Regions from separate parts of the Homo sapiens genome. Here region 1 is linked to region 2. A link is a contact called in ENCODE Hi-C or POLR2A ChIA-PET data. All regions are on one chromosome and are shown on one strand. Each heading gives the region's core, a stretch centred on a gene start or an enhancer-like site at or near the end of the contact. The rest is flanking DNA. Distances are from core to core; before and after follow the strand shown. Region 1 overlaps ABI2 (abl interactor 2). Region 2 overlaps ABI2 (abl interactor 2).

What was found. Hi-C counts contacts between places; a loop is a spot of excess contacts on that map. ChIA-PET counts read pairs that join two places held with the same protein, here RNA polymerase II (POLR2A). Pooled maps may share reads with other maps.
Region 1: a map of left cardiac atrium shows a loop between it and region 2 (2.1-fold over the local background). The contact joins two enhancer-like sites. A Hi-C loop is called at or near these places in 7 of 168 maps with a recorded cell type or tissue (CD8-positive, alpha-beta T cell, Calu3, IMR-90 and 4 more) and 1 of 50 pooled maps. POLR2A ChIA-PET finds 5 or more read pairs at or near these places in 5 of 52 experiments (AG04450, T-cell, WTC11 and 2 more).

What each region holds. Positions count from the first base shown.
Region 1 is chr2:203,397,936-203,402,422 of GRCh38, forward strand. The region is part of intron 8 of ABI2 (abl interactor 2); the gene reads left to right. Among named protein-coding and RNA genes, the nearest start is that of ABI2, 72 kb to the left of the region's middle. Within about 2 kb of position 3,021, at least 2 of the 41 ENCODE cell types and tissues checked have a DNase peak (open chromatin) inside an H3K27ac peak, as active enhancers do; they include PC-3, where a contact is called at or near this core.
Region 2 is chr2:203,337,944-203,342,310 of GRCh38, forward strand. The region is part of intron 1 of ABI2 (abl interactor 2); the gene reads left to right. Among named protein-coding and RNA genes, the nearest start is that of ABI2, 12 kb to the left of the region's middle. Within about 2 kb of position 3,033, at least 5 of the 41 ENCODE cell types and tissues checked have a DNase peak (open chromatin) inside an H3K27ac peak, as active enhancers do; they include PC-3, where a contact is called at or near this core.

The sequences.
Region 1 (4,487 bases), core at 1,771-4,270, 60 kb after region 2:
ATCCAGTCACCTCCCCCTAGGCCCCACCTCCAACATTGGGGATTACAATTCAACATGAGATTTGGGCAGGGACACAGATTCAAAGCATATCAATCACCGTAGTGTTCCACTTGCCAGTGAAGAACTTCATGGCATTTATATTCAGCTTTGCTGTTATACATGTTAAACATATATAAGATCTTTACATGTTTTAAAAGACACTTTTAGCCAAAATGGATTTTGGGTGATGTCTTGTGGGATTCCTTCTATATGACTTTTAAAGAAAAGCTTTCTGCAGTAGATAAATGTAAACATGGGGTGTTTTTTGATCCAGATACAACTGTTAGGCCAAACTAACTAGTTAAATATAGGAATCTCGTTATGCTCCTGCTTTGATAAAGAATGCATCAGAAAGGACAAATCACCCCCAACTGAGAGTCTATGTTTTAGTAATTAAATATTAATTGAATAACAGGTGCCTGGCTCAGTGTTCACTAAATAAACATTTGTTATGTGAGGGGATAATTAACTGTGGTTTTTAAAACAAAAAGCAAGGTAAATGTCTTATTAATAATTTATATCAGGATAGTCTGTTTTATACAGTACCTGAGTTACCAAGCAATTGTTTTTCTTTTTACCAAGGTATAACTTATGTACAGTAAAATTCACCCTTTATACCATATATGTTTGTGAGTTTTGGCAAAGGTGTACTGACATGTAATTGCCACCACAATCAAGTTACAGAACAGTCCTATCATCGCAAAAATTTCCTCCATGCCCCCTTTATAGTCAGTCCTTCCCTTCCACTCCCAGCTCCTGGTAAGCCCTTGATGTGTTTTTTTTCTCTAAAGTTGTGCCTTTTTAAGTATAACATAAATGAAAGCATATAGTATGTAGCTTTTTTGATCTGTTTTTTTTGGCCAGATGCATTTGAGAATTACCCATGTTGTTGCATGTTTAAGTATTTCATTACATTTTATTGCTTAGTAGTGTTGTATTGTATGGGGATGTACCACAATTTGTTTATCCCTTTCTCAGAGGACATTTAGATTTTTCTAGTTTTGAGTGCTTATGAATAAAGTTGCTATAAACATGTACATACAGGGTTTTTTTTGTGCACATGGGTTTTTATATCAGGTAAATACCTAGGGAATAGAATTGCTGGGTTATATTGTAAGTAAATTTTTAACGTCATAAGAAACTGCCAAGTTGTTTTCCAAAATGGCTGTATAATTTTACACTCCCAGCAGCAATGTGTGAGTTTCCAGTTGCATCCTTGTCAGCCCTTGGTGTTGCCTTTTTTAGCTTTAGCCATTCCAATACATGTGTAATGGTTTCTCATTACATGTGTGGTTTGGATTTGCATTTTCTTAATGACTAATGATATTGAACATTTTTTTCATGTGCTTATTTGCCATGTGTATATCCTCTTTGGTGAAGTATCTGTTCAAATGTTTTGTTCCTTCTCACCTTTTTAATAGGGTTTTTTTCCTTATCATTGAGTTCTTTTATATTCTAAATATATGTCCTTTATAGATTATGAGTTACAAATATTTTCTTCCATTTTGTGATTCGTTTGCTTATTTTCTATTTTTTTGGCGGGGGGAGGAGGGGCGGGCGGACAGAGTTTCACTCTTGGTGTCCAGGCTGGAGTGCAATGGCAGGATCTCAGCTCACTGCAATCTCCGCCTCGCGGGTTCAAGCGATTCTCCTGCCCAGCCTCCCAAATAGCTGGGATTACAGGCACCCACCACCATGCCCAGCTAATTTTTGTATTTTTAGTAGAGACGGGGTTTCACCACGTTGGCCAGGTTGGTCTTGAACTCCTGACCTCAGGTGATCCGCCCGCCTCAGCCTCCCAAAGTGCTGGGATTACAGGCGTGAGCCACTGGGTCCAGCCTGTTCATTTATTTTTTTGATGTTGTATTTCAAATAGCAGAAATTCTTCATTTTTATTAAGTGTTATTTTTCAAAATTTTTTTAAATGAATCGTGCTTTGATGGCATATCTAAGAACTCTTTACCTGAAGTCATAAAGATTTTGTTCTGTGTTTTCTTCTAGAAGTTTTTAGTTTCAGGTTTTATCGCTAGGTTTATGATAATTAGGTATATATATTTTTAAAACCCCAAATGGTAAATCGACTCATTAATAGTGTGAATAGTGTCTTTTTTTTTTTTTTTTTTTTTTTTTTTTGAGACAGAGTCTCACTCTGTCACCCAGGCTGGAATACAGTGGCAATCTCGGCCCACTGCAATCTCCGCTGCCTGGATTCAAGTGATTCTCCTGCCGTAGCCTCCTGAGGAGCTGGGATTACAAGTGTGAGCCACCACACCCAGCTAATTTTTTGTATTTTTAATGGAGACAAAGTTTCACCGTGTTGGTCAGGCTGGTCTTGAACTCCTGATCTGAAATGATCCACCCGCCTCCACCTCCCATAGTACTGTGATTAAAGGCCTGAGCCACCATGCCCAGCCCATGTGAGGTTTTAGACTAGATCTAACTATATAAAATTCATAATGATGTTAATCCAGATGTTTTTAACTTGATCGTAGGTTTGTATTAGTTTGCTATAGATTAATTACTGAAATGCTAATTGTATTCAGTGGTTCAAATAACTAAATATGCCTTTTAAATCATAGTTTATATGTTTTCATTTTTATCATGGTTACAGAGGCTTCTCAGTTGATAGTGGATTATGTTTAAGCTTGAGTGCTTAAGTTTTTGATACACATGTAAGATGTTTAAATGTTATAACAAGCCTTGAGTGCTCTTATAATCCTTATATGACTCCATATGAATCTAAGCTTGGTAAACTTTCAGCTCCTGTAGAACAATTTTAGTCATATAAAACCATTTTATAATCATAGACAAGATGAAAAATTGTCAAAGTGTTGTTTTCCTCTAATACTTTTAATTAAAATTACCAAGAAGATAGTCTCATATTAAGGTAGAATAAAGATGGTAAGACTCAGCTGAGAAATATGAAGCCTGGAAGAGGATATGACTGCAGTGTTTGATCATGAAGATTTCAACAAATCAAGCATTCATCAAATTCCATATTACATAAGTCTTATCTCACTGTGTTTCAAGTAGTTTATTTTAGAATTTAAAAAATTTCAGGATAACCTTAGGCACAAATGGATAGATGAGTGTGCCAGGTATCATCTGTTCCTCCAGTCCCCCCTCCTCTACTCTCCCCTCTTCTCCAGTAGGCTGACCTCCATGAAATGTTTCAGTGGATTCTTTTGCCCTCTGGCTTCCTGTTGGGTTTAGCAAAAGTGTTTTTTTTTTCCTTTTCACTTATCTCCTCCTTTTCTCCCTTTCTCTTTCTCCTTTCCTTTCCCCTCTGCTATCCTCTTGCCCTCCTCCACCTTCATCTCCTCCTCCTCTACCTTCCTGTCCCCTTTCCGCTTTCTTCTCCACCTGCTTATTTCTCCGCCTCCTCTTCTCTCTTGCCCTCCCCTTCTCCCTTGTCTGCTATTGTGCTCTCTCATGGGTGCTGTGGTGCTCTGTCTGTAAGAAAAAGTTCTCAGCTTAATGTAGGTGGGAGTGCAGTCAAGGTAAAGTTTAGGGAGTGGATTATATTATTAGGAAACTGATGGATTATGGAATCATGTCTCCAGTTGACATTAGCTGTGGAAGAACTCTCAAGAGAGCAAAATACAGTGAAATTGATGATAACTATATATGGACTTAGGGATGATATTAAAAATAAGATATATTTTGACCCTCTTTTTATATCTTAATTTTTTTCATGATTGTAAATTTTTTAGATTTTAATTTTAAGACAAAGTAATGTAGCTTTCGTGGTAGATTTTTTTGATTAAAAGAAAGAAATGTTTGATTTGGAATTACGTCATTTAACCTTTTGTTGAAATACTTCATTTTCCTTTAACCATACTTTTTTGCTACCTTACGTTTATTATTATTTATTATTTTGGAATAAGACTGTGTGTCAAACATTTTTTCTCTTGCTTTCCCAAACATCATTCTTGTCGATTTTAGTTTTCAGTGTTCAGTGGCTGTATTTTGGGGGTGGAGTAGATAAATTTTAATTAATTGTGATGATTTTGAAACCCCATCAGATTTTTAATTTAGTGAAATAATAGTGTTAAGTAGCAAACTATTTATTTATTTTGAGACAGAGTCTCACTCTGTCACCCAGGCTGGAGTGCAGTGGTGCAATCTTGGCTCACTACAACCTCTGCCTCCTGAGTTCAAGTGATTCTTACGCCTCAGCCTCCCGAGTAGCTGGAATTACAGGCGCACGCCACCATACCTGGCTAATTTTTGTGTTTTTAGTTGAAACGGGGTTTCACCACGTTGGCCAGGCTGGTCTGAAACTCCTGACCTCAAGTGATCTGCCTGCCTTGGCCTCCCAAAGTGCTGGGATTACAGGCATGAGTCACTGCACCCGGCCCTAATTAGTAAACTATTTAGACATAACTTTCCAAACTTAATCATATTTTTGTTTGCTTTTCTGCTTTTGTACTCTGATATAATATCAG
Region 2 (4,367 bases), core at 1,783-4,282:
CGCTTGAACCCAGGAAGTGGAGGTTGCAGTGAGCTGAGATCATGCCACTGCACTCCATCCTGGGCAACAGAGCGAGACTCTGTCTCAAAAAAAGCTATAGTAATCAAAACAGTGTGTTACTGGCATAAAAGACATGTAGACTAATGGAACAGAATGGAGCCCGGAAATGTAGCCACATCTGTGCAGTCAACTAAGCTTTGATAAAGGCACCAGGTACACAATGGGGAAAGGATAATTCAGTAAATGGTATTGGGAAAACTATATCCACATGCAAAAGAATGAAATTTGATTGTTATATCACACATACAAATTAGCTAGAAATGGATTAAAGACTTAAATGTAAGATCTGAAATTATAAAACTCTTTGGTATGGGTCAGATGTTTGTTCCCTTCAAATCTCTTGTTGAAATGTGATTCCCAGTGTTGGAGGTGGGTCTTGGTGGGAGATAATTGGATTATGGGGGCAGATCCCTCATGAATGATGTAGCACCATCCCTTTAGTGATAAGTGAGTTCTTGCTTGGTTCACGTGAGAACTGGTTGTTTAAAATTAGTCTGGGAGCCCCCCCACCATGTGACATGCTGGCTCCACTTCTGCCATGATTACACCTCACCAGAAGTACGTGCCAGCACTGTGCTTTGTGTAAAGCCTGCAGAACCAAGAGCCGATTAAACCTCTTTTCTTTATAAATTACCCAGCCTCAGGTATTCCTTCATACGATCATAAGAATGGACTGATACACTCCTAGAAGAAAACATAGGGGAAAAAGCTCCTTGATTCTGGTCTTGACAATGGTTTTTATAAATATGACACCAAAAGCACAGGCAACAAAAGCAAGAAAAGATGAGAGTGACTACATCAAACTAAAAGGCTTCTGCACAGCAAAGGACACAAAATGAAAAGGCAATTTATGGAATGGGAGAAAATGTGCAAACCATACATCTATCTGATAAGGGGTTTATATCTGTGTGTGTGTGTGTGTGTGTATATGTATATATATATATATATATATATATATAAATATATATATATATATATAAATATATATATATATATATATATATAAAGGATTCATACAACTTAATAGCAAAAAACCAAATAACCAGATTTTAAAAAGACCTAAGTAGACATTTTTTCAAAGAAGACACACAGGCGTCCAACAGGTATGTGAAAATGTGCTCAACATCACTAATCATTAGGGAAATGCAAGTCAAAACAAAAAGGAGCTGTCACCTCACACTTGTTAGGGTGGCTATCAAAAGAGAGATAAGTGTTGGCAAGCAGGTGGAGAAAAGAGAATCCTTGTGTGCAGTGAGAATGTAAATTGGAACAGCCATTATGAAAAACTGGTTCCGGCCGGGTGTGGTGGCTCATGCCTGTAATCCCAGCACTTTGGGAGGCCGAGGCAGGCAGATTACCTGAGGTCAGGAGTTGAAGACCAGCCTGGCCAATATGGTGAAACCCTGTTTCTCCTAAAAATAAAAAAATTAGCTGGGTGTGGTTGGCGGGTGTCTGCAGTCCTAGCTACTCCAGAGGCTGAAGCAGGAGAATTGCTTGAACCCGGGAGGCAGAGGTTGCAGTGAGCCGAGATTGCGCCACTGCACTCCAGCCTGGGCAACAGAGCAAGACTCCGTCTCAAAAAAAAAAAAAAAAAGAAAAAGAAAAAAAGAAAACCCAGTTCTCCCTAAAATTAAAAATAGGACAAACATACAATCCCACTTCTGGGTATATATCCCTAGGGAATGAAATCATTATCTCAAAGAGACATCTGCACACCCATGTTCATTTCAGCATTATTCATGGTAACTAAGATATGGAAACAACCTAAGTGTCAGTGGATGAATGGATGAAGAAAATGTGTACTGCATGCACAGTTCTCCTTCAGTCTACATGGGGCATTGGTTCTAGGACCCCCAAGTATACCCAAATCTGCATATACTCAAATCCTGCAGTCACCCTTGTGGAACGCGTGTATATGAAAAGTCATCTGTCCCATCTGTATATGTGGATGAATACTGTATTTGTTTGAAAATAATCTGTATATTGGACCCACACAGTTAAAGGGTCAACTGCATATGTAATAGAATATTATTCAGCCATAAAAAGAAGGAAACCCTGCTATTTGTGACAACATGGATGAACCTGGAGAACATTAGGTAAGTGAAATAAGCCAGGCACAGAAAGACAAATACCGTATGATTTCACTTATATGAGGAATCTAAAAAGATGAACCCATAGAATGAAGCAGATAATAGAATCTGCTTCTATTATCGGCCAAGGGCCGTTGGGAGGTGGGGAGAAATGGGGAGATGTTAGTCACAGGGCACAAACTTGTAGTTATAGGATGAATGTGTTTTGGGGGTCTAATGTACTGTGTAGTAACTATAGTTAATAATATTGTATACTTGAAATTTACTAAGTCAGTAGATTTTTTTTTTTTTGAGACAGCGTCTTGTTCTGTTACCCAGGCTGGAGTACAGTGGCATGATCACGGCTCACTGCAGCCTCACCTCCCCAGGCTCAAGTGATGCTCCCACCTTAGCCTTCCGAATAGCTGGGACTACATGTGTGTACCACCACACATGGCTAATTTTTGTAGTGACGGGGTTTCGCCCTGTTGCCCAGGCTGGTCTCGAACTCCTGGGCTCTACCCATCCACCCACCTTGGCCTCCCAAAGTGCTGGGATTACAGGTGTGAGCTACCATTTGCCTGGCTGAGAGTAGATTTTAAGTGTTGCCCACTCCCCGCTCCCACCAAAGATAATCAAGAAATGATTATCTTGATTGTGATAACCATTTTACAGTTTATGTGTGTATCATGTCATCATGTTGTACACTTTAAATATATACAGTTTTTGTCAGTTATACCTCAGCAAAGCTGAAAAAAAAAACCCAAAGCAAACTGAACCAAAACAATATTGCCTGCAAGCCACAAACAATCAGCATCTAGCCTTGACATCATCTCCTGTTACACTCCTTTACCCTTCTTTGTTCACTCAACTTCAGCCACTTTGGCATCCTTTTCTTGAACATACCAGGCATACTTCTGCCTCAGGGCCTTTTTGCTTTGTATTTGTTATGCCCTCTGCCAGGAGTACTCTACTCCAAGATAGTTGCATGATTGGTTCTTTTACTTCCTTCAAGCTTTTGCTGATACATCACGTTCTTGATGACCCCTTCCTGGCTACTCTGTGTAAAATTATAACATACTCCTGCCCCTTGCTCACTCTCCCTTTGCTTATACTTATCCTTCCATGCTTTTTTTACGCCTACATATTTTCTCTTAACATACAGTGTTTCTTATTTATTTGTGTGTTTTCCCTCCCTGGTATGTGAGGGCAGAGATTTTTGTCTCTTACTCATTTCCAGTACCTGGAACAGTGCCTGGCACAAAATAGGCACTCCGTAAATATTCGCTAAATGAGCGAATTAGATCTTTTCTAGTAAGCATTAGAAAATGTCGGAGGGCAGTGAAATAAATTAGTTTTGGGCCAGGCTCAGTGGCTCACTCCTATAATCCTAGCACTTTGGGAGGCTGAGGCAGGCAGACTTCCTGAGCTCAGGAGTTTGAGACCACCTTGGCCAAGATGGCGAAACCCCATCTCTACTAAAAACAAAAAAATTTCTCCGGGCTTGTTGGTGTGCACCAGTAGTGCCTCGGGAGGCTGAGGCACGAGAGTTGCTTGAACCCGGGTGGCAGAGGTTACAGTGAGCCTAGATTGCACCACTGCACTCCAGCCTGGGCAACAGAGCGAGACTCCATCTCAAAAAAAAACAAAAGAAATTAGTTTTGCAAATTTGAAGAGTTGATAGATTTATGCTCTGGAAAATGAAAGTTGGCAAATACTTTTTATTTGTCCAGAATATTTAATGTAGATATGGCCAACAGAATTGACACTAATATTCCACATGTGGTTGGTGCTTTAGGGTTAAGCAGTTTATTTACAGTTACTTAGTGCAGGACTTACTCAATAGTGGAAGCTCATCAAATGTCTGAACTGATCTACAGCTTCCTGGGAGGTATAAGCAAGGGAGATATTCCTATTATAACATATTAGATGAGACAACTCAAGTTTACCTCTGACTCTGCTAAACTAAAATTCTGTGAAGAGAGGAATTATGTTCATTTTTTTTTTGCCTGTTATGTCCTCATTTCTTAGTGTTCAGTAAATTTTTGTTGAGTAAAATGAACTTATGACTCACACCATTTATTTTATTATATGTTTTTTTCCTTCCTGGTCGTTCAAAAATAGTTATTGAGCATCTTTCCATTCTGTGAGGTCAGTGGTAAGTAACTCATGGACCAAGTCCAGTTCTGTTACCATTTTGATTTCTATGAAGAATCTTCGTTGTAAATTTTGAATTAA